Regions from separate parts of the Homo sapiens genome. Here region 1 is linked to region 2. The links are chromatin loops, found by intact Hi-C in ENCODE. Cell type or tissue: dorsolateral prefrontal cortex. All regions are shown on one strand.

What was found. Hi-C counts contacts between places; a loop is a spot of excess contacts. Peaks named below come from ENCODE experiments on the same cell type or tissue, not always from the same donor. Only the 100,000 strongest peaks of a DNase experiment are listed, where the experiment ranks them.
Region 1: it touches region 2 in a loop (9-fold over the local background); 103 of 110 quality-filtered maps call a loop at or near these places.

What each region holds. Positions count from the first base shown.
Region 1 is chr14:67,285,037-67,287,536 of GRCh38, reverse strand. All of the region lies in intron 3 of PALS1 (protein associated with LIN7 1, MAGUK p55 family member), which reads right to left. It also overlaps a transcript of GPHN not described here. Among named protein-coding and RNA genes, the nearest start is that of PALS1, 45 kb to the right of the region's middle. In dorsolateral prefrontal cortex, CTCF peaks have their summits at 1,293 and 1,493 (motif pointing right); no DNase peak of the experiment used is centred here.
Region 2 is chr14:67,165,618-67,168,117 of GRCh38, reverse strand. All of the region lies in intron 20 of GPHN (gephyrin), which reads right to left. All of the region lies in intron 1 of LOC105370538 (a long non-coding RNA gene), which reads left to right. Among named protein-coding and RNA genes, the nearest start is that of GARIN2, 23 kb to the left of the region's middle. RefSeq lists an enhancer at 1-138. In dorsolateral prefrontal cortex, a CTCF peak has its summit at 1,558 (motif pointing left); a DNase peak (open chromatin) is centred at 1,563; H3K27ac peaks cover 794 bases.

The DNA of each region.
Region 1 (2,500 bases), 120 kb before region 2:
ATTTTTGGGATCTGGTATGATAGAACATATTTTTACAAGTTATAGCCATTTGAATTTCTTCTTTCATCCATTTTATCTTTTGCCCATTTTACTACTAGAGTGCTTTTTAATAAGTAGAATTTAACTGATATCCCTGTAGTCTTAACTAGAACATACTTAATATAATTTCATCCTTTTTTCTTATATCAGAACAATGGCTTTTAATCCAATATATTTATGGAAAAAAAAAACTAAGGAAATGTAAAAGACCTATTTTGCCACAGTTCTAATTTAATCATAACCAGAATCTCCAGTGTCTTTTTTTTTGTTTTTGTTTTTGAGATAGGGTTTCGCTCTGTCACCCTGGCTAGAGTTCGGTGGTGTGAACATGGCTCACTGCAGTCCTGAGCTCCCAGGCTCAAGTGATCCTTCCCACCTCAGCCTCCCCAGTAGCTGGGACTACAGGTGCATAACACCACACCCAACTAATTTTTTTGTATTTTTTGTAGAGACAAGATTTCACTGTCACCCAAGCTGGTCTTGAACTCCTGGACTCAAGTGATCCACCCACCTTGGCCTCCCAAAGTGCTGAGATTACAGGCGTGAGCCACCACGCGCAGCCATAAAGGGTACATTTTTAAAAGCACTTCACAAATACGTATTATTCAAGAACAGTTTTTTTCTTTTTTTTTTTTTTTTTTTGAGACCAGGTCTCACTCTGTCACCACGCTGGAGTGCAGTGGCGTAATCAGAGCTCACTGCAGCCTCAACTTCTCAGGTTCCAGCGATCCTCCCACCTAGCCTCCCAAGTAGCTAAGACCACAGTCGCATTCCACCACACCTGGCTATTTTTGTATTTTTTTTGGTAGAGATGGAGTTTCACCAGGTTGCCCAGGCTGATCTGCAACTCCTGAGCTCAAGCGATCCACCCACCTCGGCCTCCCAAAGTGCTAGGATTATAGGCATGAGCCACCACGCCCGGCTAAGAACAGTTAATTTTCCACACACTCAAAGAAATGTTCCATTCTTTGATGGATATATCTGTTACTTAAACAAAAATCCACCTAAGTTTTTCAACATTCTATACAATTCTGCAGGGAATTTAAAAAATCCATTCAGATGTAACTAAATCAGTCCTGTCAAATACACTCTTCCATAATAAAAGATGAAGACACAGAGACAACAAAGAGAAGACAGAGGACAGAGAGAAGAAATTCCCTTCCCCAATCCCATACAGACAGACAACAGACACAAGAAGGAACCACATGGACAGAGAAAGAGAGAAATGAAGAACCACAAGGCTAGTGAGAAAGACTGATATATGTGCTAGGTTGGGAGTGGACAAAAAAGTAAGTACTAAGGCGGGATGGAGGCACTCTGCCCAGGAGAAGGTAGAGGCAGGCATAGCAAATCTAGCTTTGGTAGTAAATTCAAGTCTGTAACAAATTTCCTACAAGGAATTTCTTTATATCTAGTTTAAATTATTTGCCCTGTAGGTGGAGCTATTTCCTCTTACCTGATTTTTCAGTAGAAATTAAGCTCCCATCTTCTCTAATATTTCACGCAACATTTAACTCTTGATTATTTAAAAGAGAGAATATATTATTCTAAAGTAAGAAAATTCACTTACATTTGGCTTTAGGATACAACTAATCAGATGAATACAAACATACACATGGGTCCACAAATCCACCCTCGTAAACTCTGTCCTCCCTCCTTGCCCTCTCCTGTCAGTCTAAAACGTAAAAGAATGGACTCTGAAACAGGCAACAGAAAGCAATCACCAAGAGTTACTTTATCAGAAAATCCTACTTTCCAATGCCTAGAACTCTGGGTAACCATGTGGAAGATTTTTTGGTTATAAGGGTAAACATTAAAATTACCTAAGGGGGTCAGGCGCAGTGGCTCACACCTGTAATCCCAGTACTTTGGGAGACCGAGGCGGCTGGATCAGGAGATCAGAGATCGAGACCATCCTGGCTAACACGGTGAAACCCCATCTCTACTAAAAACATACAAAAAAATTAGCCAGGGGTGGTGGTGGGCACCTGTAGTCTCAGCTACTCGGGAGGCTGAGGCAGGAGAATGGTGTGAACCTGGGAGGTGGAGCTTGCAGTGAGCCGAGATCGCGCCACTGCACTCCAGCCTGGGCGACAGAGCGAGACTCCGTCTCAAAAAAAAAAAAAAAAAATTTACCTAAGGAATCTCCATCTGGATTGGCATCATTTATTTTTATATATTACTCTCATTTACCCCATATGAAAACAGATAGCTTCTAGGGACCTATACCCAGCATTAAGCTTTTCCATTTCATTGTGTAAATAATTCCAACTCTTTTAACCTGTCCTCAGAAATTTCAAGTCCAACCAACTTCATGACTTTTTTCTGAAACTTTTAAGATTTCTTTTCCTCTAAACTGTAGGGTCAAATATGATACTCAGATGGGGAACTTAATATTACTAAGTAGGAGGAAATTACATCAGTTTCCAGTACATCTACCTGTGGAATTAAAATTGTGGTG
Region 2 (2,500 bases):
TTCCAGAACTGTAAGAAAATACATTTCTGTTGTTTCAGCTACCCAGTCTATGGTATTCTGTCATGGCAGCCTGAGCAGACTAATACAAATACCACATTCTTTTAAAGTTATGAGAAGAATTTGAGGAATTCCACTATATCACTCCAAGAAGAAATCTAGGTGTGTCGTACACTTCAAAGGAGGAAGGGTGGGCTGTGAAGAAGCAAACAACCACTGGGCTGTAAATAACAGATTTGATTTCTTGTGTGGCATTATTATCTAACCAAGCTGTCTGATCTTGGCAAGTTCCAAAGTTTTTTGAGTCTAACTTTACTCATCTATGAAATGAAAGGTTTGGACTACATGATTCTCAAGATCTCTTCTGGTTCTAAAATTTCAGTTGTTTTAATACTTTTATACAGTTCTATGTAAGCATGAATGTATAACCTGGAGTGGGGAATGGGCTACTAGATTTTTAGGTTCCCTTGGCATGGCTAAACACTGCTTATTGCATCATCAAGTCAAAAGGCAATGGTCAGTTTAGCCTATTATTAGCTATAATCATACCTCCAATTCTCTTCTACCTGCAAAAGTGCTTAAGAATAGATTTTTTAAGGTGCAAAAAGTGACAAGTGATACTAATAGTTTCGATGGAAAAATGAGTTGCCCACAGAATAGCAGACTCTTAAAAAGAATCAATTACTTTCCCTTGCTTCAAAATACAAGTAGATAGAATATTTTTTTCTGGAAAAGCAAAAAAACCCCAAACCAACAAATAAAAAAGCCATTGTAAATCAAGGATTATAAAATCCATGTAATACTACCACTTTATAACATTACTGTATAAAAAATGAAGTGCTCTAATTATTTTAGAGGCAGGGTCTTGCTATGTACGAAAAAGGACTGGAAGGACTGATATAAAAAACTTGTAATAGTGGTTTATCCATATGTGGGTGTTGGGGGATTATGGTTAACACTTTTTTATGCTTATCTATATTTTCTGATTTTTACAATAGTGAGCATGTGTCACTCTAGCAATGTTAAAAATGTCCAAAAAAACAAGTAAATATACAAAACTTTGATTTAAAACTTGTCGAGATTAGGGATGGCTTTAAACGCATGGCCTACAGGAAAGCAGAAATACACTTTTGAAATTGAAAATCCTTGTAAAGCTGCGCATGGTGGCTCATGCCTGTAATCCCAAAACTTTGGGACGCTGAGACAGGTGGATGGCTTGAGCTCAGAAGTTGAGACCAGCCCGGGCAACATGGTGAAACCCCGTCTCTACAAAAAATACAAAAATTAGCCAGGGGTGGTAGCAAGCGCCTATAGTCCCAGCTACCTGGGAGGCTGAGGTGGGAGAACGGCTTGAGCCTAGGAGGCAGAGGTTGCAGTGAGCTGAGATCGCGCTGCTGCACTCCAGCCTGGGCGACAGAGCCAGACCTTGTCTCAAAAACAAACAAACAAACAAACAAAAAACACAAAACACAAAAAACAAACAAAACCAATAACAACAAAAACAAGAAAGAAAATCCTTGTAAATGGAACCACTTTGCACATTCTACAATCTGAACATGTGAGTTTCTGCTGCCCTCTGTTGGTTCACTCAGGCTGAGCAGATAAGGTTTCAAATTAAAAGTAGGAATTTGAAAACAGGTTTTAATTTTATAACATCTTTGGCATAATGGTGAAATAGGCTCCCACAGTAACATTCTTTGTTATAATATCACTGATGGTCTGTAGGTTAAGTCATATCTTCCGTAGACAAAAGAGGCTCTTCCAGGCTAAATGAAGCTAGGAAAAGGAGCACATTTCTTTATACAATGGCTATCAGAGCATCCAAGGAATTATGAAAGGTCCTAAGGCGTTTCATGTTACAGATACATTCTGAGGACTATTTTACTTAAATGTTCTCTCTCTGAAAATTTTCTACATGATAGAAATCTAATCTCTTTTATGCTTATAGATAGGGGCTTAAAATGTTTTCAAAGTTTAACATTTTTCTGCCTGCTTCCATTTCTTTACATTTCCATTTTGAGATATACTTGACCTAAAAAACAAACAAAGATCCAAAAGCCATGAGATTTGTAAATCTTAAAGAAATAGGTTATTTTCTAAAGGAATCTGTGCCAAAAAATAGAGAACTGAACAGAATGATCAGAAGATAATTTTAAAGTTAAAAAAAAGATGCACAATAAATTATTTTAAAATTTATCAAGATTCACCATGACTTTATATAACCCCAAATCACAAAAAATTTGAATTTGAAAATCATCGTGAACTGAACCTGCTTTGCTCTTTCTATAATCTGAACATGTGAGTTTCTGCTCACGTTGGGACAAGGGTGGGAGTGGGGAAGTTGTAGACTGATGATGAGTAGGATTTGGCTGAGAAGCACTAGTTCCAGTAGCCTGGCCTTTCCTCTTCCCCCTCCCCTCAACCAGCCCAAATCTGGCAAGGACCAGAGGCAGCTTTGTATTTTTTGATTTGGTATTTGCTTGGGTGACTCAAGGCATTTTGG